Regions from separate parts of the Homo sapiens genome. Here regions 1 and 3 are each linked to region 2. Evidence: chromatin loops called from intact Hi-C (ENCODE). Cell type or tissue: endothelial cell of umbilical vein. All regions are shown on one strand.

What was found. Peaks named below come from ENCODE experiments on the same cell type or tissue, not always from the same donor. Only the 100,000 strongest peaks of a DNase experiment are listed, where the experiment ranks them.
Region 1: it touches region 2 in a loop (13-fold over the local background); 11 of 110 quality-filtered maps call a loop at or near these places.
Region 3: it touches region 2 in a loop (22-fold over the local background); 4 of 110 quality-filtered maps call a loop at or near these places.

What each region holds. Positions count from the first base shown.
Region 1 is chr10:79,926,398-79,934,397 of GRCh38, forward strand. It overlaps the pseudogene BMS1P21. Among named protein-coding and RNA genes, the nearest start is that of SFTPD, 19 kb to the right of the region's middle. In endothelial cell of umbilical vein, a CTCF peak has its summit at 3,210 (motif pointing left); DNase peaks (open chromatin) are centred at 3,174, 6,064 and 7,784; H3K27ac peaks cover 988 bases; H3K27me3 peaks cover 1,105 bases.
Region 2 is chr10:79,774,534-79,782,533 of GRCh38, forward strand. The region is part of intron 5 of NUTM2B-AS1 (NUTM2B antisense RNA 1); the gene reads right to left. Among named protein-coding and RNA genes, the nearest start is that of NUTM2B-AS1, 48 kb to the right of the region's middle. In endothelial cell of umbilical vein, a CTCF peak has its summit at 4,977 (motif pointing right); a DNase peak (open chromatin) is centred at 4,958; H3K27ac peaks cover 875 bases.
Region 3 is chr10:80,042,970-80,050,969 of GRCh38, forward strand. It overlaps TMEM254-AS1 (TMEM254 antisense RNA 1), which reads right to left. Exons shown (of 4, transcript NR_027432.1): 4 at 3,264-6,209. Among named protein-coding and RNA genes, the nearest start is that of TMEM254, 32 kb to the right of the region's middle. In endothelial cell of umbilical vein, a CTCF peak has its summit at 4,110 (motif pointing left); a DNase peak (open chromatin) is centred at 4,092; H3K27me3 peaks cover 685 bases.

The sequences.
Region 1 (8,000 bases), 150 kb after region 2:
TGACTAATGTACTCAGTGGCATGTCGGTTTCCTGGGCCTCCATTTCCCTATCTATAAATAGGTCACTAAAGACTTCTTTCCTCTAAAACTTAATGAATCAATTGTCACACACAAGTCCAGAGTGTAGGAGCCAATTCAGGAGCAAAGTGGCAGGATCTGAGTTTTTGTGTGTGTGTTATTTTGTAGAGATAAGGTTTCACCATGTTGTCCAGGCTGGTCTCGAACTCCTGAGCCCAGGAGATCCCCCCACCTAGGCCTCCCAAAGTGGTGAGATTACAGGTATGAGCTACTGTGCCCGGCCCTGTTTTCAGTTTTTGTTTCCTGGCAATTCTGTCCAAAGTAATTGTGGGCTAAATATCAGCTACTTCTGAATTCTACAAAAGACAGTCTGGGTAAATTAGAATGACAAATATACCTTGGCCTCAAGGTGGGAACTTCGGATTTAAATTATGTCTGCAGAAGTAGAGACACAGCAAGTATAATCACAATTTGCCTCCTGTGTCTGAATGAAAACAGCTACCAAAGCCTGTGACACTCGAGGCTCAGGCTCCTGCCTGGGTCTGAATCCTGGAATTGTAGGGCCTTGTGCCTGCAGGACACTGTTTTCTCAGAGTCCTACAGCTCTGCTGCTTCACTTTATCCATGTCCAAGCCAGAAGATGGGGAATGGGGTACCAGCTGAGGGCCCAGTGTTCATATCTTTCAAATCTTCTTCCTGCTGGTGCCAGCCAGCCTCCCTTCTCTGTGGCTGTCAGAGGGGGACCAGTGCCAGGGGTCACAGTCAGTCCCTGGACTTGCCCTCTGTGTCACAGCAGAGCCTCTGACCTGGAAGGCTGTTTGCTTGTCATTATGTAACTGGTCTGTGCTTTTGAGCCTGCCAAAGCTCAGGGTTTTTCCATTCTGGAAAGGGATTGGTTGCTATCAGAGGGCCTGGGCTGGAGATGCCGGGAAGTAGATTTTATAAAACGATGTTGTCCTGGTAACCCTGAGTGGCTGATGGGCTGCTGGGAAGAGGGGAGGAGATCAGGGCAGTGGGCCATCTGGGAAAGGGTGCTTACAACCCTGGTGGCCACTGTGTGAGGAATAGACAGTGTCCCCAACTATGAACCTGTGGTTTGTCCAGCAAACACAGGTGTATGTTTCAAAAAAGCTGGGGGCAAGCAGCCATTCATTAACCAAGCAAATGCCTTGGGTGAGGCTAGCCATTGCCAACCCACAGCCCAGCCTGCCCTGCCCTGGCTTATGCTTGTGCCACCTTGTACCTCTCTTCTGAGTAGTGACCAGCAGAATTGACTGGAATGCTTGACAAAATCATAGGCTCTTGGCCTCATTCTGGACCCAGTGAGTGAAAACCTCAGAAATCTGTCATCTTCATGGGTTCCTCAGGTGAACCGGATGTTTGGCCAGTTTTGAAACCACTGCCCCAAGAAATGCAGACACCACAGTGGCTTTCTGCCTGCCTCTCACCGTACAGTGCAGCCCTGGAGCCTGGAAGCCAGCATTTTCCCATTCCTTACAGGCCCCTCATGAGGTGAAGGGAGTGCTGCTTAACTGTATAGTGTCAGACCCCAAATAATCTCCCTCAACGGACCAGCGCCCCGCTAGTGAAAACCAACTGCAGACCTAAACCTTCCCTATTTCCAGGGTTTCACTGCTTCCTGTGACTTTAGGGAGGAGGTCTGAGGTTGAGACAGCTCTGAGGAGCTTCAGAGCACGTGAGGCACTGGATGCGTGAGACCTTGAGGGGGGAATTGTGTGCACATGGGCTTGGGGCTGTTTGTGTGTATTGTTGTACATGTGTGAGTGTGTGTTGAGTGCTTGTATGGAAACCAGCAATCCAGTATGGAAACCAGAACCCAGTGCTTGATGTTCTCAGCATCCTGCCACTGGCGGGGGCTCAGCCCCTACCTCCCCAGCCTGTCTCCAGGTTTACCTCTGCCTACTCCCCACTGAAGAACATTGGCTCGGGCTGACCCCGGAGACTCTGGGTGAGGAGTTGAGGTGCTTGGTCATGGACAAAAGGTCCTCTGTAAGGGGTCCTAAGCTGTGTTCTAGGACACCGGGGGGTCCACAGAGATTGAGCACTAATATGATCCTCTTCCCCTGCCAGGTCTTGGATTGTATGTCACCATTCCCCCCACCACCCGAGTCCCTACCTGACCACTGAAGCTAAGGTTGCTCCAACCCCAGTCACCATTACAACACTCCATTTTATTTTCTTCTAAGAATTATGGTTATCTGATATCATCTTGGCTATCTGCTTAAGTTATGTCAGTGTTGCAAAGTCATTAAGAATAAGGAATCTAGCTGGGGTCAGTGGCTCACGCCTGTAACCCCAGCACTTTGGGAGGCTGAAGGGGGCAGATCATCTGAGCTCAGGAGTTCAAGACCAGCCTGGGCAACACAGCCAAACCCCACCTCTAAAAATACAAAAAATTAGGCGGGCATGTTGGCGCATGACTGTAATCCCACCTACTCAGGAGGCTGAGGCAGGAGGATTATTTGAGCCCAGGAAGCAGAGGTTGCAGTGAGCAGAGATCGTGCCATTGTGCCCCAGTCAGGGCAATGGAGTGAGACTCTGTCTCAAAAAAAAATAAAATAAAATAATAAAAATAAAAATAAAAATAAAAAGAGTAAGGATTCTGGAGTCAGACTGCCTGGATTCAAATCCTGGTTCTACCAGTTTGCACCTGTGTGACCTGGGCAAGTCACATAATACACTCTCTGTGTGTTAGTTCCCGTCTTGGTAAAATTGGGATCATGACAGTGTCCACCTCAGAGGGTTGTTGAAGGAATAGATGAACTGATATAAGCAAGGCAATTAGGACAGCACTGGCCTGCAATAAATGCCATGCAAACATTAGTCCCTGCTGTTGTTATTAGTACAAGACCATATCACTCACTTCTGCAGTCCCACTGCCTTGAAAAGGGCTGGGAACCACATACACACTCAATAACTGTTGAATGAATAAGTGAATGAATAATGAATGAATGAATCTGAGTCCTCCACCAAAATGTGTGACCCAATTCCCTTCTCTGGAGCTTAACTCAGCTCTAAGCTGGATCCAAGAGAGAAACAGCAAAACTCATTTTGGAATATGGTTACGGACACAGCCTCCTTTCTCTGATAATTGAGTATCCCTGGCCCCGGCAGCAGTGGCCATGTGCAGCTGGTGCTGTGGCCTCGTGCTGCCCCCTGCTGGTTGCCTCCAAGACAAGGCCAGCAAACCCAGAGAGACTCAAGCCCAGCCAGGTGAGTGGTGGGATCACATGAGCACCTTGTCTGCAACTTCGGATGCTCCCGCTTTCCTCCTCTCGACGATTGTCCTGGTTGCTTTGCTCACTGGGGTTGTGCCCCCACCCTGCAGGGCCAGGGCCAGACGCACGCTCCTACTGCGTGACCGCAGGTCTTCAGCATGCTGGATCCCGACAGCCCTCAGTGCACAGCAAGCCCCGGGGACTGGCGGGATGCTCTGCTCCTTGTCTATACATCTGTCTCCTTTCCAAGCCTAGAATGTGATCTCTTTAGGGCAGGACCCACAGGCCACCCCCACACTCTCCTTGCCTGCCCCTCCACAGGTCTCTGTGGCCGAGGCAATTTCAGAATCCCCTCAAGACAGGACTTTGCTGCTGCTCTTGCCCGAGCCCTGTCGGGGCTGGATTTGTGGGCTTCTCTCTGGGTTCCCTTTGCGGACTTTTTGGGTATCTCTCTCAAATGCAGTCACTTTTTTCTTTCCTCAGCATCAGCAGGGAAAGAATCTGGACTTTTCTCTGAATCAGGTTCTTTTGGAGAACACTACTAAGTATATGCTTGTGATTTTCGTGTGATGACCTCGCGTCATTTCAAAAGGACAAAGGGGTTCAGGCTGGGAACCTGTAACTCAGGACAGTTTAGGGACTCTGCCTGGGACCCATCAGGCCACCAGCAGAGGGTCCGGTGCACAGATGGATGGTGGGGATCTCCTAGGGGATCTCAAATGGAAATGACATTGTTGTTCCGCCAGCTTCTACACTGTTCTTGTTTCTTGTTCTTGGGCTTCCTGGGAAGTCAGCTGGTGGAAGCACAGGATTCTTGCAGAAGTCCCTGAAGGTGCCTTCACTGGGTGCATGATGAAGCTGGGGGCAACCCCCTTGTTGGGTACCCTATGGACCTGCAGGGCAGTGCCCTCTTAAGCCAAGGATGACAAACATTAGCACACATACTTACCCTCTCCTCCCCGATATCTGTGCCAGATGCAACTAATCAACGATCTCCTACACAGCCTGGAAAAGATCCTGAAAGCCATTTAACCCCACAGTCATTACCAAGGGATGTGAGATGGTGTGGGGAAAAAGACTCATTGTCCAGCCCTCCAGCCCTGCCCAGAGCTCCTGATGTGTCCAGCTTCCTATCCCCATGAGAATCTATGACCTTGACAATTACAGAAGTACCACCAAAAGCCATATGCCGAGTTGCATGTGAGACCCTTTTCCCCAGTGAGAGCATCCTCTGGAGACCTCACCTTGCCCAGCAGTGCTGACCCTTTCCTGTGCTGTCTGCAAGCAGTTCCTGGGTGGTCATCTCTCCTACACTGATGGGATCTGGTTCCCAAGCACCCCAAGGGCAGGAATCAGAAAAGGTCATGAACATTTTGGATTCACTATGTGAAAAGGGTCTGGGGAGTCCAGAGGTAGAAGCTCCCAACCATGGCTGAGATGGAGGGGAAGGTGATGAGACATGGTTTAACATCACACTCACTGTTATATGGTCGTGCTTGCCTAATGCACCAAGATTATGAGCTAAATTCCACATCAGATAAAAAGCAGTGCCGCTTTCCTCCTCAGCCAGGGAGATGTAAACCACCTGGAGCTTCAGGGCAAGGAGTGTAAAATCTGACCCCAAGCCACAGAGCAAAAGCAAGGGAAGGATGGGAAGGGATGCCAAATTCCCTGAGTTCTTGCTGCTTTCAATTCTGATCAATGCCTAAAAGGAAGTGAATATGTTATCTCAAAATTCTTTTTATCTTTTTTGTATCTCTGCTCCTTTCTTATCGCTACTACATATGTTGGCTTTTTTTTTTCTTATACAGATTTATCAACATGTATTTGTCTAATTCAACTCTTAAAAAGTCTAGTTTCTGAGATAATTTGTCATATCTATTATTGCTTTTTGTCGTTGTCAACACAGGGTCTTGCTCTGTCTTCCATGCTGAAGTGCGGTGTCACAATCATGGCTCACTGCAGCCTCGACTTCCTGGGCTCAAGTGATCCTCCTGCCTCAGCCTCACAAGTATCTGGGACTTCAGGTGCACGCCACCACACCTGGCTAATATTTATTTATTTATTATAGAGACAGGATCTCCGTATGTTGTCCAGGCTGGTCTTTAACTCCTGACCTCAAGTGATCCTCCCCAATCAGCCTCCCAAAGTGCTGGGATAACAGGTATGAGCCACCATGCCCAACTTATTTCTATTATTGTCATTTGTTTTATATTTCATTAATTTCACTTTTATATTTATTTGTTTTGTCCTTTTTTTGTTGTTTTAAAAATTTGTTTTAAGAAGATGAACACTTAGTTCAACTATTTTCAGTCCATGTTTTTTTATTTTTAAAATTTTAGTAATGAAAGCAAAGTTACTTATTTCCTCTGAGTATAGCTGTAACTCTATCTCATAGATTTTGGGATACATATTACTGTTTCATTAAGGTTTAAAAATTACTACTAAGATTATGCATTTTTCACGTATCAGTACTATTGGCCATTAGTATTTCTTCCTTTATGAATTTCCTCTTCTCATTCTTATGCCATTTTCCTATTTAGATATTCATTATTTTCTTATTGATTTATCTGTTGTGTACATTGCAAATACATAACCACTTTTCTTTTACATTGTGTTTTACTTTTCAGTAGAAAAGTTTTACGTATTTCTTATGTAGTCAGATATATCAATATTATCACTTTGGGTTCCCCTGTCTGATAACATTCTTAGATAGCTCTTTTTCCTTCCAAGACTACATAAATTGTTACTTATATTTTCTTCTAATTTTAATTTGTATATGTAATAAAATAATCTGATTTTACACTTCCTCTAAATGTTTATTTAACCCAGAATGATTCATTGGTAAGTCATTGTTTTCCTATGATTTTGGCATTCTCTCTTTATCATGCATATAGAACACATACGTGTATATATACATACTTGAGCCCATTTTTAGCCTTTCTATTCTTCTTCATTGTTCTATTTCTGTGTCATTAATATACAACTTCAATTATGCTAGTTTTATAAAACCCTCTAACATAGATGGGTCAAGTTCATCCTAGTTATCCTATTTTAAGCAATTTTCCTAACCCTTGAGAGTCATTCTTTCATAAGAGCTTTAGAATCACTTCATGAAGTCCTCACACCTTCCTCCACTCCCTCTTTTCTTTCCTGTGAACATTGTATAGGGGTACAGTAAGTGTCTAGGTTCTCTGCGGGATCCCCATCCCTCTCATCCTCTCTCTGTTCTCTCAGGCCGTCTCTCTAGCTGGGGGCCAAGCATCCCCTTCCTGCCCTGATCCTTCCCTCTGGTCACAGAATGCGTTTGCTTGGCCTGAAGTTGTCATCAGAACTTTCAGCCCTGGCCTGGCCCCAGGCACTTACGCTTCAAATGAAGTATTAAGGGAATTAAAAAATAAATATGTACAAGGGCTGGCAATGAGGCCACTCTGCAATTTCCTCAGATCAAAGGGCCTAGAGACATCTTAAAAACACTTTATTCAACCCTACAAACAGGACTTACATAAGGACCATTCTGCTCAGGCAGGGTGCTGCTAAGTCCCTCTCTGTGGCTCAAAGGTGTTTCAGCCAGGTAGTCTGAGATTGCCTACAGACTCTTAAGTAAATAGAGGGCAAACATGTTAATATTCAAATGTATCCAGGAAGGATGGGTGCTGCAGTAACAACCCCCAAATATCACTCAGAGTACAAGTCCATTGCCTAGATCCAGGCAGTTGCTTTCCATGCATCTGCTCAGGTTCCAGAATGTTTGATTGTACAACAACTTTATTATTATTATTATTATTATTATTATTATTATTGAGACAGGGTCTCACTCTGTCGCCTAGGCTGGAGTGCAGTGGCGCAATCTCTGCCCACTGCAACCTCCACCTCACGGGTTCAAGTGATTCTCCCTTCTCAGCTTCCCAAGTAGCTGGGATTACAGGCACGTGCCAGCACTCCCAACTAATTTTTGTATTTTTAGGAGAGACAGGGTTTTGCCCATGTTGGTCAGGCTGGTCTTGAACTCCTGACCTCAAAGTGATCCAGCCGCCTCGGCCTCCCAAAGTGCTGGGATTATAGACGTGAGCCACCGCACCTGGCCTTGTACAAGAACTTTATATCTACCAATCTGTCTATAATCACAGAAGACATGGCAGCAGACGAGAGGGCATTTTAGAAATGTATACCCACTCTTTTCTGCTTCTCCCCAGGAGTGACCCACATCACAGGTTCATGCCTGCCTTCAAAAGTCCTCTCAGTGAAAGATTGGCGAGAAACAGTAAAACCTACCATAAGATGCCAGGCCTGCTGTTAGCCATAGAGAGGTCTAATAGTCACAGGCAATTAGAGTGGACAGTAATGAAGACTGCTTTGATCTCTGAGTGGCTTGGTAATTGCACAAAGAGAGGTCTCTTCTCTATTCTCATGGTTAAAACTCTTATCATCCGTCCATTCATTCTAAATCCACTTGTTGAGCACCGCTATTGTCCATTGCCAGAACAATCCTGCAGCTTACTCATCTTGTTATGTTAGGGAAGTGCAGGATCACGAGGGCATGACTAGCCATGTCAATCTTTGTATCCAATGCCTGGATAAATATTTGACATACAGATTAAGACTGCATTTCTCTAATAGATAACTAGTTTCTTTGCTCTAGGTAGGTAACTTGAAAATGTCAAGCACATCATTAAACTTGAATTTTAAGGTGAACATCTGGAAAGGAAGAGTGGTTGAGAATGCCCTGAACTTACGCCACTC
Region 2 (8,000 bases):
CTTTTCACTAGACCAGTGGTTCTCAACCTTGGCTGCACATTAGAATCACCTGGAAGTTTCTTTCCATTCCAAGATTCAACACAGAAATTAACAGAATACTGAATCAATTTCAATGAACTAAGAGTGACAATTTTTACTAAAAAATATTTACTTAGCAAGAAGCCAAGATTGACTGTTGTTTTAGAGTCTTTCTACTCGAAGTGTGGCCTATGGACCAACAGCATTCTTATCAGATGATAAGTGAGCTGGGAGCTTGTGAGAAATGCAGAATCCCAGGCCCCACATCCAAATTATAATTTGCATTTTAACAAGATTCCTGGGTGATTCATACGCCCATTAAAATTTGAGAAGCACTCATTTAGACTTTCCCATTACCCTTCTCTTTATCACTCTGAATATTCTCCAACTTCCTATCTAGTGACCACAGAGGGTACTGACAGATTACAGCTTCAAAGCATAACCAGGATCAATAGAATACATTCATTCTTTCATTCCAGAAAAATCTATTTAGATGTAGGGCCAGTGCCTATGCTTGTGCAGACTGTGCACCACATCTGGGAAGTACTATTCACAATGTAGAAATTTTACATTTGGATTTTATTGCTACACCATTTTCTAGCAGACGGCAGTACAGTGTCTTGCAACAAAATCAATACACATAAGCTTTGGCTGAATGGAAGTTAAGTGCTTGAGGAAGGAATGTCTTTTTTCTATTCAATGGCCTATAGGCTAGATGTCACCTTAATGGGAGCCAGGACCTGGCAACACAGCAGCAAACCAGAGAGGCCAAATTATTAACTATTTCCCATTTAATACAATTTGTTTATTAGTTTTTATGCAAAATTATGGTATGGTAGTTTTAAAAAATTCAATGTATGTGGCATATTTTCCTTCCATTGCATACGATATAGCCTACAATTTTAATGTTTAATATACAAAACACAGCTTGTGTTTTTTTCCCTTCACAAAGTTTATAACAAATCTTGGAGCGCAATCTGTAATTACAATACATCGTATGCAGAAATTCCAGCCACTTTCGAGCTTTATACTTTATGGTGTAGTTTCCAAGTACACGTTATAGCAGAAGTGAAAGAAAAACTCTATTTTTCTGAATATTCTATAATTCCTGTCATCAAGTGCCTTGGATGTGGACATTAGAGATCAGTCAATATTTGTTTTAAAACAGTATTTTCAACTTCTTTTATATACTTTTCTGTCTTTCTCTCTCTCTCTCTTTCTTTTTTTCCCTAATGGAATGCTCTGTCCTGCTTGCAAGTTTTGGTGCAGAGAAGCCAACAAAGATTTATAAATAGGGATGCTCATGACATCATGATTTACGACAGGTAAAAACAGGAAGCATTTTAGATTTCAAACAAAAGGTAGTTATCAAATATATCACTACACATCCAAGTAACTAAATAGCACATTTATTAAAAACTATGAGTCTAAAGAATAATTAATATCATAGGGAAAACATTTATGTAAAATGTTAAGCAAAAAGTTTTAAGAGGTTAAAAGGAAAAAAAAAATCAGGGTGCAAAACCACATACATAGTGTAATCTGAATGTCCCTGGCTCCTTGCTACTTAGCTGGTCTACGGACTAGCATCATAGCATCACCAGGAGCTTGTTGGAAATGCAAGATTTTAGGCTCCACCCTAAAACCCACTGAATCGGAATCTTCAGGTGATTCTTAGGCACTCGAAAGTCTGAGAAGTATCACCCAGGCCGTATCAACTTTGGGGAACAGTGGTCAGTTTACTTCTACAATTTGAACCAAAGTTCATTAGCTCATTAGCACCGACCTACCTAATGCAGGACCACAGTCCCCCTCCAAGACACATCCAGTGTCTTAGGCAGGTATCTATAAGTATAAATTCAGGCACTGGGGTGGTGGCCTTACCTGTCCCTCAAAATCCCCAAGGGGGAAATGCTGTTTGATACAAATGATTATTTGAAAATTATGTCAAAGAAAGGGGAATCTATTTCTTTTGCCCTGGCAATCCCTCATTAAATATGCCTTTTATGTCATCTCTGCCCATTCGTTTTCCTTTCGGCTTCCTCCTATCCCTCACACATGCCTCTCCTCTCTTACCTGAGAATCCTGAGAGAGTCAAGGAGGAAACCTGGTGTTCCAGAGTTAGGAGAAACGACTGTGCCCTCATGTACCATGATGGATACTATCACAGAAAGCAACATGCATGCTCTCCCACCATCCACACTGGGACGTGAGCATCACTATCCCTTTATCATCCCAATGGCCACTTTGCTGCAGCACCAACCTTGCTGATGTGACCCATTCTGGTCCACTGCTGGTTAAAAACTCCCCTCTGACCACTGCCCACATGGTTGGATCAGTCCACCGTGGACCCAAGATGTGACTCTCACTGCTTTACACTGCCATGTGGGACTCTATAAGGTCACTACTCTCTTGATAGGCATGTGGGATCTGCAGTGTGGGATCCCCCATGCCTACCGAGAAGGAGAAATGGGGGAGCATATAGGTTTAAGTAGAAATTAGACAAGGGATTGGGACTAGAGAACATTTCTCCTGAGAGTTTTCAAGGAAAAAGACTTGCCTGGTTATGTTCAAGCATAAAGTATATAATACAATACAAAACAGAGTAATAGGTGTTAGGAAACGTAGTGTCTTGTCTTGGTTCTTTGTGTGACCTTGGGAAAGTCATTTTCAGATGCTTATTTTTCCCCTTTTGGAATGCTGGGTAAAAATAATTGCACAGTCCATCTCCCAATTCTGGTTAAGTTCAAATGAGATGATGTTTGGAAATGAGCTTTGAAATCCCTTAGGTGTAGCATTAGCACCAATAATATGCAGCACCATGGTAAGAAAAAAAGACAGTCTGTTCTTTAAATTGGCCTCAGAAAAATTCACACCTGGATATCTGGTGGAACCTGCAAATTGGTGTTGTATATTTTAAAGTCAAGAGTAACCTTGGAGACTGGTCTAGATTGAAAATCAACAGTACATTGGAGAGTGATACACAGCTCCTAGCTGGTAGGGGAAATTGAGGGCATCCAGAGTGAATAAAGTATTTATTGCGGTGGAGTGAGCAGGGGGGAGTAGCATTATGTTCTAAAAACATTCAATAAAAGAATAGCCACCTTCCGTTTTCTCAAACATCTATGCAGGTGCTTAGATCCCAAATATGGAAGATTTTGCATTTCACAAGGTATCTTTCATTCTACATAGATTTGTAGCAAAATAAAAATCATTATACATTTTAATGGCTTTGTTGATTTGGTTAAATTAGCTGAAGGCATTGTTGACTGCACATAAAATCCATTTCTCAAAGTTCTTTAGCTTTTTGACCCTTTCATCAATTCTTCTTCAGTTCTGTCATCATTCTTTCCCTCCTCTTTCAATTTCCTATCTAAAATGTTCCAAAATAATTATAAAAGTCAGAGAGGCATGATGAACCTTTTTATTGGAAAGAGATGAACCTTCCAAACTCATTCTCAGCTCATCATCACAGCATTTGGAATATGGAGTAAAAATTCATATTTTGCAAGTGCCTTGGTGCTTAAGCATGCAGAACAGATGTTTCATTTCACAAGTTTTCCCAATTTATTACACATAATATCTCTATTTCTGTGAGACAAACACTGCTTTGGGGAATAGGCCTTTCCATTTCCTCCAGCAAGCTGATGCATGGAAATGGACTGTTGAGTCACCTTCTAGTCACCTCAGGAGAGGAGATTTTTCAAATGCTGTTTGTTTATTTTCATGCAAGGTCATCAAGGGGAAATAGTCACAGTCCCATACTCCTTACCAAAGGCCATCACTTCTGCACATGGCATTTCTCTACCTGAAATGCATTCAATTAAATGCACTCATCCTTGCTAGGCCTGGCTTGATTTCACATCTGTGACAGATTCCTTGATGAACTCGACACCGAGTGGTTTCTTCCAATAGCTAAATAATACCTGATGATGACATTATTTTCATCATTACCATTAGCAACTTAGGAGGGAGAAAGGTGGTGTTGGGCAGGGAAGTCACACTAACCTCACCTTTCCCTGTTGCACTGTAAATTCCGAGGGCAGGGGTGGCTTGCACAGTGCCTTTCATATGATTGGTGTTTTAAAAACGTTGCTTGGTTGATTACATAGGATAGTATTGCTGCTTTGGTAGCCTAACTTTGCTCCTACACTACGGCCAGAAGAGAGGGTGAAGAAGAAATAAGAAAATAAAAATCAATCCTAAAGAAAGTGGTAAGGAGCAAAATAGGAGTTACTGGGGAAGCACAAAAACCTGAAGCAGATAACCCTCAGGCGTGAAGGTCTATTTCTCTCCTGGTTTACACACGCACCCACCTCCGTTTCTCTCCTACTTCTCCGCCACCCCACCTCAACCAGGAGGCAATTCCCCAACCAACCCTGAATATGTCTTCTAATTTCATGTACTCAATAATACCCAAACCATTTAATCTCAGTCACTGCTGGTGGGAGCGGCAATTGACACGACCTTGAAGGGAAAGCAACTTGGCGGCAGATATCAAGAGTTCTAAAAAACATTTATACTCATCTTCTCCATAATTCCACTTCTGAGCTGTATCCTAATTTTTAAAATCTTAAATATGTACAAAGATTTATGCCCCCAGAGTTTCCAATACAGGTTTATTTATACAGAGATAGGAACAGTGCAGCAGTCTAGCATCAGAAGGAGTGGCTAAATTATGGGATGAGTCTCTCACTGGAATTTTTCTAAAGTTATTTTAAATTATGTCTTAAAGGCATTTAAAGCTTATTTTATTTTTAAATGTTTTTAAATTAGCATGCAATAAAACTGACTTTTGTCTACACAGTTCTATGAATTTCAGCACTCACATAGGGTCAGGACCGAGTTTCCTCTCACAAGACTCCTAGCCCCACCTTGAAATCACCGGACGCACTTCGTTGTCCAGGAGCCTTCTCCAAGCGGCGGGACGTCTCGGGAGGTTGGGTGGCCCGGTCAGTCCGCGGCACACAAAGACCTCTAGGGGGCAGTGTTGTCTCACACCACATGTTCCTCTACCGGGCTTTAACACACACCCTTAAACTCTAACCCAGCCAAAGCACTATTGCGTCTGTATTTTCCAAATACTTTACAATGAGTATGCACTACTATTACAATCAGAAAAAAAAAATTAGATTACTAATAAGCTATTGAAAGTGGGGGAGATATCAATATAAAAATACCCACTCATGGAAGACATTGCTTAAAATAGAGAACTAGCCTCTGTTCATAGTCTGGTTTCAAAGCCCAAAGTTACGTTTCCTTTTGTTAGATTGCTAGATGATATGGCTCTGGACTTTAATTCTCCATGTTTAAAATAGCATTTCTGTATTTAAAATAGCATTTCAATAGCACTTTTAAAACTTCTAAAATCATTTCTGTAATACTCTTTTTTCAGTGAGAAATAGAACAATGCTTCTTCCCTCTCTATTGTAGAGATAGCAAAGTGCTAAAGAGATGAATTTGTGTTAGAACATCTATATATTAATTCAGAATATTCTAATAAGCAAAAGGATATTGCTAACAATTTGTATGCAGCAAGGCATAAGTTTTGGAGTCTTTTCAATTTAGCTATTCCACTTATGCTAGTTCACCCACTCCCTTCCTGTGACGGGTTCCCTAGTGATGAATGGGGCATGTAGATTATCAGATGAGTGGACAGGAAGGAAGACAGTCTAGAGTGGAAGATAAAGATAACCAACCCATGATGGAACCAACTCAGAAATCAACCCCACCAAGAGAAAACTTTATTCATGCACTGAATATTTATGGAACACCTTTCACTTGCCAAGCACTGTTCCAGGTGCTGGGGATATAGCAGAAAACTGCACGTCAAAATTGCTGCTCTCATAAAGTTCACATTCTGGGACTCTAACCCAGCCAAAGCACTATTGCGTCTGTATTTTCCAAATACTTTACAATGAGTATGCACTACTATTACAATCAGAAAAAAATATTAGATTACTAACAAGCTATTGAAAGTGTCTCCCACTGGGTGGGAGACAGCTAGGAAAAAGAAATAAAGAGGAAAAATATCCTCTTGAAAGTTAAAATAGGATAGAGACGGATTGGTGGGGGCTACTTTAGACTGCGGAGTCACAGAGGACCTCTTTGAGGAAGTGGTAATTTAAGATGAGATCAGAATAACATATCCAGCCTTGAGAAGACAAGGGGGTGGAGGGAGTGTTCCAGGGAAAGGAAACACCTTATACAAAGGCTGGAACAAATTGAATGGGTTCAGAAAACAAAAGGAAGGCCCAGAGTGACTGGAGCGTGGCATTTAGGGATGAAGGTGAAGTCAGAAAAGTATGTAAGAGTCTGGTCAAGTAACAGTCTCGTAGGCCAAGGTAAGGAATTTGGGTTTTATTTTACTGCAGTGAGAGATATAGGAGATTTCACACAGAGGCGTGAAATGGTCTGATATAGGTTTCTAAGAACCATTCTGACGGCCATTAGAAAGTGCAAGTTTGGGAATATGGCGATCACTGAGAAAGCTATGGGACCGTGCATGGTAGATCATGCCTGTAATCTCAGCACTTCGGAAGGCCAAGGCAGGAGGATTGCTTGAGGCCAGGAGTTCAAGACCAGCCTGGGCAACACAGTGAGACCTCATCGCTACAAAAAATAAAAACATAAGCCAAGTGTGGTGGCATGTGCCTGTAGTCCCAGCTACTCAGGAGGTTAAGGCAGGAGGATTGCTTGAGCCCAGGAGTTCAAGACTGCAGTGAGCTATGATTGCACCACTGCACTCCAGCCAGAGCAGCAGAGTGAGACCATGTCTCATATAAAATAAAATAATAAAATTCAAATAATAAAATAAAACAGAAAGCTATCACAATAACTGAGGTCAGGTGTGATGAAGTGTGGACCAGGATTATGGCAGTAGAGATGGAAGGTAGCTCACAGAGTCATGACATCTTTTGGAGAAGGAGCTGTTGGAATTAGCTGTATTATTAGATGTACATGGTTGGGGGGAGACGAATCAAAGCACGATTCCTAGCTTTTTAGTTTGAACAACTGAAAGGATGGTAGCTCCATTTCCGGAGATGAGAGGACTGAGGAGATCATGATCCGGGGGGATTATTTGGTCTTTAACATGTGAGCCCATTGGACGAGCATTTGGGTAACTTCAGTCTTACTCCTCAGCAGCTGCTGTTGGCAGGGTGTGGTCAGGTAGGCTGGCACTGTGTCTGAGCAAGCCAGCTCTGGTCTGATAACAGAGTTTTATCTGGAAGGGGAAACCCAGGGCTGGGCTTATGTTCTAAGGTCAGCAGCCTGTCACACCAAGAAATAAATGTCTGTTAAGGCAATTGGTACATAAGCACTCAGAAAGTGTAGCTTGTCAAAGTGGCTTAATTCCAACTAGGTTGTTATTACTCAGTTGACACCTCTTGGGAGAGTTTTTTGATATTTTCTTTAACTCTTTAGTGTTATACTTTATGTATATTCACATGAATTGAAAACAGGTTCAGTTAAAAGGGTAATTAAAAATATAAAACATTTTTTAAAAAAGAAAACAGGGCCAGGCACGGTGGCTCACGCCTGTAATCCCAGCACTTTGGGAGGCCGAGGTGGGCACATCATGAGGTCAGGAGATCGAGACCATCCTGGCTAACACGGTGAAACCTCGTCTCTACTAAAAAATACAAAAAATTAGCTAGGCGTGGTGGTGGGTGCCTATAGTTGCAGCTACTCAGGAGGCTGAGGCAGGAGAATGGCATGAACCCAGGAGGAGGAAGGAGCTTGCAGTGAGCCGAGATGGCGCCACTGCACTCCAGCCTGGGCGACAGAGTGAGACACTGTCTCAAAAAAAAAAAAAAAAGAAAAAAAAAGAAAACAGGTACATGATGTAGACTCTACATTTTAATGTAATGTTTCATTAATTGTAATGAAACATTACAATGTTTCAACATCCTTGAAATTTAAATAAGGGAAGCTTTGGGTTTCCATAAAGAGAACACTTATACTTAAACACAAGAAGGCTG
Region 3 (8,000 bases), 270 kb after region 2:
AGAGTCAGGGCTGCAGTGATTACAGGCATGAGTTACTGGGCCTGATCTTTTTTTTTTTTCATCATGTAATACATCCATGTAATGAAATTTATTTCTTACAGTGCTGGAGGCTGGGAAGTCCACAGTCCCTGGGCCGCAGCTGGTTGGCTTCTGGCAAGGGCCTCATCCTGCATCATAACATGGTGGACAGCATCACATGGAGGGAAGTCGCAGGAGACAGAGCCGAACAGGCTTTTATAACAGACCCTCTCTCATGATAATTCACACACCATTATTGCTACTGAACCATTAACCCACTCACTCAGGAATGCATTAATCCATTCAAGAAAGCAGAGACTTCATGATATAATTATCTCTTAAAGGACCCAAGTTTTAATCCTGTTACTTCACAGATTACGTTTCAGCAGGAATTTCAGAGAGGACAAACAAATCATAGGACCATTTTTTTCAATTACACTTCCATAAGAATTCCTCAATTTTACTTAATCTTTTCAGTGAATAAAGTATTTGATTTTGCAATTAGATTTTGATTATGGGATAGAAAGCACAAAGAAATAAACTTTTGTGGAAACCATGATTGTTTATTTTTCTTCCACCTATCAGTCTAGGTATTTATAAAACTCAACTTGACTTTTTAAAAAATTATAGAATGGGCATGCAAATAGGCAGATACTCCTCCATCAGAATCAGCTTCTCCTATTCTTTTTTTTCTTTTTTTTTTTTTTTTTTTGAGACAGAGTCTTGCTCTGTTGCCCAGGCTGAAGTGCAGTGGCATGACCTCGGCTCACTGCAACCTCCACTTCCCAGGTTCAAGAGATTCTCCTGCCTCAGCCTCCCAAGTTCCTGGGATTACAGGCACAGGCCACCTTGCCTGGCTAATTTTTTGATATTTTTATTAGAGACGGGGCTTCACCGTCTTGGTCAGGCTGGTCTCATACTCCTGACCTCAAATGATCTGCCCACCTCAGCCTCCCAAAGTGGCTTCTCCTATTCTTGAGGATATCAACACATCTACAGCTGACATTTCAACTATTATGATGGGCTACCAAGGGCATGAAGTGACAGAAGATCTAAGATCCAGATGGAGAACTGTAAGTTGATAGAAACACCAGTGAAATTTCCTATAGGAATTTCTTTTGGCCACATCATGTCTGAGCTAAGAACTATAACCCACTTTTCAAGAGAGTGAATACTTTATTTACCTGAAAGCTCTCCATACCTGGACTTCACCTGGACAGGGGAGGCTGCAGAGGGACAGGTTAGTTCCTTTAAGGAGACACCATGAGATGACCAGGGACTATCCAAACTATCCATATCCCCACAGCAGGCTCCCCACTGCACCTGGACTGCCACCTGCCACCCTTCTACTTCTCTCCAACCTTGGCTTCCAGCTGGAGCTGGTTGGAGAGTGGAGGGACTACACTGTGAGCCCTGGAGACTCTGTGTGGGGTACAAAGTCCTTTGTTTGCAACCAAACACAAATTATCAGCTCCTGTTAGCAAGAGACCATGAGGTGTGTGAAAGAAAAAGAAAAAAATCTTTTTTTTTTTTTTTTTGAGACCAGGTCTCACACTGTTACCCAGGCTGGAGTGCAGTGGCACGTTCTTGGTTCACTGCAACCTCTGCTTCCTGGGCACAAGCAATTCTCCAGCCTTGGCCTCCTGAGCAGCTGAGATTATAGGCTCAGACCACTGCACCACGCTAATTTTTGTATTTTTTGTACAGATGGGATTTCACTATGTTGTCCAGACTGGTCTCGAATTCCTGAGCTCAAGTGATCTGCCCACCTCAACCTTCCAAAGTGCTGGGATTACAGGCATGACCTACTGCGCCCGGCCTAAAGGCTTTATTGTCTATAACAATAAATAAATGCAAAATCTACGGATCGGGGAGACACAGGCTCCAGTGTAAGACAAAAATTGAGCTCCAAAGAACAAAAAGAGGTCCTGGCTTAAATAGGGAAAGGTCCTGCGCTAGACGTCAATATGGTCTGTACATGCAAATGAGGATTGAAACTGGTTCAGACCTCACTGGTTGAAAATAACTGTGTCTCAGTTGGGTAGTTTCTAAGCCCAAAGCCAGTGGTCTCTGTAGGGTGCCCCTTTCAGGCAGCTGGCAGGAGATTTCCAGCCACGTGTCTCGGCTCTGGTTTCAGAAGCCATCTTAGCTCAGAGGTGCAAACAGGATGTTTGTCTAGATCTGCCCTCTCCTGGGAAGAGGAATGCATGACTGCTCTTCTCTCACCCCACCATGGCCCCTTGGCTCCCATCATCTTCATCTGAGTGTCTCTTTCAGCCAGAAGACGTCCATCTCCTCTGGACGTCTTTAGAGCTTCATTTCACACTCCCAGCTTGCTCAAAGTTCCAATTGCCCCTGCCGGGGAATGAGGCCCAACATTCCCACCAGAACCAGGCTCAGACCTTTCTCTCTAGAGCCTAAAATACAATCTCAAGTAATGACAAGCCAATCTCAATTCTGCCTCTAGGCACTAACTCCCCATTCTTGGCTCCAAAGACAGGGTCACCTTCTGAAACCACCTTTGCAAAATTATGACAGTAATTTGAGTCTGACAAAATTGACTCCATCTTGTTTCTAACCTCCAAGCTATGCTCGGTCATTCCTGGACATAGATCAAGCTGCTGACTTTGAGAGAAATGTAGTTTATTTATTTTTATTTTATTGTTATTATTTATTTATTTACTTTTTGAGATGGAGTTTCGCTCTGTCGCCCAGGCTGGAGTGCAGTGCACTCGGCTCACTGCAACCTCCGCCTCCCGTGTTCAAGCAATTCTCCTGCCTAGGCCTCCTGAGTAGCTGGGACTACAGGCGCGTGCCACCACACCCGGCTAATTTTTGTATTTTTAGTAGAGACGGGGTTTCAGCATATTGGCTAGGCTGGTCTCGAACTCCTGGCTTCATGATCCACCCACCTTGGCCTCCCAAAGTGCTAGGATTACAGGCATGAGCCACCACGCCCAGCCCTGGTTCTGTTTTCTTGAAGATAGTTTCAACATGTACATCTGCTTGCAGGGTTGGAATACCTCACCCCTCACTGGTGAGGGACAAATCTGTGGTATCTCTTTTATTCATTGAATCAAAGTGCTGTGCCTTTGATTTTACAAGGTATGTTTCATAACTTTAAAGAAAAAAACATTTTTCTTCCTTATCCAAATGTAACTTTAGTAATTTAGTGAATGTAAACCCCATTCATTTTTTTGTATCTTTTCCATGTGTGAATGCAGGTATATATCGAAGAATAATAATTACTCGCTGCTTTATCCTTTATTTTCATGATTATCATATTATCAAACTACTCAATAACTCGATTTTTTACAAACAGTATGTCCGAGAACACTCACACAATTACACAGATCTAGGCCTTTTTTTTTTAAGCTGTCCTAGCTTCTTACATTATATGATGTGTCTTCTTTGGGCTCAGTGTTCTATAAGAATGTCCAAGAGTTTGTCTATGAGACACATCCAGTAACAGAATTGCTGGGCATCTATGACTTCAATAAATATTCCAATTGGCTGTCCAAAGTGATAGTGCAAATCACACTCATCACCTGCATTGGAGAGTTGCTCTTTACCTATTCTCAATCTTATAGTAAGAGAAGGAAGATATTTACAAAATGAAGTATGTCTGCATGTTATATGACTTGGAAATATGTGCAAAACATGCTTTATTCTGCAAATTAGTATCACATGACACAATTGGTTAGAATGTAAATATGAAAAACATCATACAATGTAGAAGAAGGAAGGGGAAGGGGGAATGGGGAAAGGAAAGGCAAGGGAAGGGATTATCAAAGTCTTTACAATATAGATTATATGATGAGTTTAGAGTTTTCAGGACTGTAAATTCAGAGTGCGAGAATAAAAGACCAAGCTTTTGTTTGGTTACTCTCTGTATTGCTTAAACTATCATAACATACATCATTTTGTAATTAATTAAATATTGTCAAGAAAACAAAATGGAAATAACACAAATTCTATGCAGTGGATGTGTTTTACACAAAGCCCCGAGGGAACCCTGCAGTTCAGGAAATGTTGCTCCTCTAGAAGGCAGGCGCCACTATGTGAAAGGCGCCCCCTAGTGGGAGGGATGCAGCCTGAAGCGCTGCACAGGGCAGCATTGGCAGGACCCGCTCTGATGGACAGAACTCCAGAATACTTGAGAAGTGATTCCACATCCTGAAGCTCAAAATTATGAAAATTGTTTCAAAGTTTGGGGCTTTTTTCCAAACACTCAGGTCAACACAAGGCATTCAACTTCTCGTCTGGGCACTCTCAGATCTTGTGGGCCCACGTCCAGAGGTGACTCAGTCAAAACACTGGTTCCAGGCAGCAGCTCTCAGTGAAGGGGGTGAGGAGGGGTCTGCACACCTGCTCTAGCACAGAAGCCCCCTGGGGCTCTTTACAGTGCAAAGCTGGGGCTGCAACTCCATCGGGAGTCCCTGTCTTCAACGGAGAAGCCTCAGGTGATTCTATGCCTTAAGTGTATGCAGGCTAGGCTGATGTTGGGATGTCCTTCACAGTCAGAGCTTTGGTGGGCTGTCTGTGAAAGGACACATGGCTGCTGTTCCAGCAGGCCACACATCATGGCTGGAGATGCTGTCCCGGTCGATGGAGATGACAGCTTTGCTGTAGCCACCTTAGACACCCCTCCATACAAAGTCTGGGCAGTGGGGTCCTTCATATTCTTGTACTGCTTGTTAGGTATCTTTTTTTTTTTTTTTTTTTTTTTTTTTTGAGATGGAGTCTCACTCTGTTGCCCAGGCTGGAGTGCAGTGGCGCAATCTCAGCTCACTGCAAGCTCTGCCTCCCGGGTTCAGGCCATTCTCCTGCCTCAGCCTCCCAAATAGTTGAGACTACAGGTGCCCGCCGCCACGGCTAGCTAATTTTTTTTTGTATTTTTTAGTAGAGACAGTGTTTCACCGTCTCTACTAAAGATCAAGGATGGTCTTGATCTCCTGACCTGGTGATCCACCCACCTCAGCCTCCCACAGTGCTGTTGTTAGGTATCTTCTAAGGAGGAGACAATGTCTGAGACAGGGACTGTGCAGAGCCTCTGTCTTCTGAAGCACAGATTGCTTTGGATTTGGCAACTGCTGTCATTTGGGGGTTGCCTTGCTTGCTGCCTTGGTGCTTGTTAGTTTTGTTCTCCATACTCTAGCTCCACCTTCTCAGGACACTGCTGCCCTACCAGAAGAGACCAGCAGCTCACAGAGCCTTCCTGAGTTCAGCATCTTTATGTGCAAGCTCTGCAGAGCCCTTTTCCTCAGGCTTCTGTGTGGATGGTTGTGGGATGACCTGTGGATGATGCTCTCTGAAGCCTAGCACCATTTCCTAGAAACACAGTCCTGGTCCCAGCAGTAAACACTTGCAGACTTCTCATCCAAGAGCTGCTGGATTTGGGAACTGGGTTGCTCTGCAGCCAGCTATGTTGCTGCATATCTTACCCAAGAGGCGTTTGTGGAGATCTGATCACTATTTGCAAAGGTGTGTGCCACAACTGAGAGCACAGGGACTCTCCATTACTTGGGAACATCAACCATGCTGCTGGGACTGAAGGGAAAGTGCCTGCTTCCCTAAATCCTGTGACTCATATACATTAGAACCTGATCCTGGAAGACCAGCTTCTCCTGGTAATTCTGAGGCTGAGGCTGCTCATGATGACATTCCCAACCATTCTGCTGATGTCCTTGAAAGAGTCAGTAAAGAAAATAACCTTTCTGTTCCTCCTGCTGCTGCCTCTCTCCGTGCACACCATGAACACAGCACAAAGGGGAGGGCCTTGCATGCTGGCTTTCCCCCATCTCAGGCTTGTCCCTTTCAGAATACTGAGGAGGAGATGCAGAAGGATAAGGAAATAATGCTGATCTACATCGACAAGGGCCATTTTCTGTATCACCTGGATACTCCAAATCACAGCTTAGTTTCCTTTTAATCCATAAGGCTACAGTTATTTGAGCCATCATGTTAATTGGGAGTCCCCTGTGTCTCCACGGAAGAGTGGCCAGCTCCACCCAGTAGAACTTCCTGGGTACAAGAAGTTCTGCTCAGGGTCATCATTGGGAGATTCCACCTGGTTTTCCTGGATTCTTGTAAATGGGTGGCCTTTGGCAGAGGAATCATGCAGTTCCCTGGCAGTGAACATTCTGTGTCTCTCTCTAAGTGGTGGTCTGGCTTTTATTTTGAAACCAGTTCTAAAGAGAAAGAACAGTTTGTTAATTCAATCTGTTGGTTAAGACATATTGTACAATGCATTTCCACAATGTAGAATTTTACAGTTAAGTTTAGTCTCAGGATGATCACCGGCTTGTTTCCTGACTTGAATAAGACACAAAGAATGAAGGCAATCCTTTGTGGGGCTGCACATTATGGAGGTTATAAATTGTGCACAATCCCAAAATTTCAACTGCCTCATAGTTGCAGTGGCCCTTTTGTACATGCAAACCTGGACCTTTCAAAATCTCCTACCAACCTGTTTGCAATCCTCCGCATTTGGAAAGAACAGACTTCCAGCCTTTCCCTAACTTATTTATTTTACTCACGCTGACCTACCAGGATAAACTTGTGATTCAATATACTCTAAATTATACTCTTAAATTCACTGTATTCAAAGACTATGCATAAAACAAGCAAGAGTTGGCCGGGCACAGTGGCTCATGCCTGTAATCCCAGCTCTTTGGGAGGCTGAGGCAGGTGGATCACAAGGTTGGGAGTTCAAGACCAGCCTGGCCAACTGGTGAAACCCTGTCTTTACTAAAAAAAAATACAAAAATTAGCTGGGCATAGTGGTGTGTGCCTGCAATCCTAGCTACTTGGGTGGCTGAGGGAGGAGAATTGCTTGAACCCAGGAGGGGGAGGTTGCAGTGAGATGAGATTGTGCCACTGCACTCTGGCATGGGTTACAGAGCAAGACTTTATCTAAAAAAAAAAAAAAAAAAAGGAACAAGCAAGAGTTTGTAATAACCTGGCAAGGCATCTTACACGTGACTCTAAGCATTCCATTTGACACCTCTAGTCTTCATTTTTTTCCCTCCTCCACAAAGAGAGGATAATTACACCTGCCAACCATAATCCCTAGGGGTTTAGGGGAGGGAGAAATGATCAACACTGTTTTAGACTCTCCATCCTAATAAGCTCTGTTGTGGTACCGCACCTAGAGCCCTACCATGCAGGTAAGGATGTCTGGGGGCCTTTTAATATTTGATCCCTCCAGGAACCCCTCTGTCTGCAAGTTCAGAATTGCTTTAGGTTAATAGCGCTTAAAGCTAGAAAGATGTCTGATCCACACCTATAATGACTGCTTAAAACAAAGTTGTGGGCCAGGCGCGGTGGCTCACCCCTGTGATCCTAGCACTTTGGGAGGCTGAGGTGGGTGGATCACCTGACATCAGGAGTTCGAGACCAGCCTAGCCAGCATGGGGAAACCTCATCTCTACTAAAAATACAAAAATTAGCTGGGCATCATGGCGCATGCCTGTAATCTCAGCTACTCAGGAGGCTGAGGGAGGAGAATCCCTTGAACGCAGGGGGCAGAAGCTGCAGTGAGCTGAGATTGTGCCACTACACTCCAGCCTGGGCAACAGAGTGAGACGCCATCTCAAAATAAATAAATAATAAACAAATAAATAAAATTGTGACCATGCACAATGAACCTGGCACCTCCAGATATACTCATTTTCTTCTCACAACACCATCACAACATAATTATACATATTTTACAAAAAGATAAGGTGCAAGAGTCAACTTGCACCTTATAAGTCAACTTGCACCTCTATAAGTCAGATGTTATAGAGCCATTAGGAGGTAGATCTCATGAGGACCCAACCAAAAGACAAGACCTCACTCTCTCATGACAGAGCCTCCTGTGGCCCTCCCCTCAAACATGCTTGCTTCCTGATCACATCATGGGCACTTTCTTTAAGCACATGCAGGCCAGTTCAATTCAGTGTAATTTGATTAGCCGTTATCTATGAACTTCCTTTTAG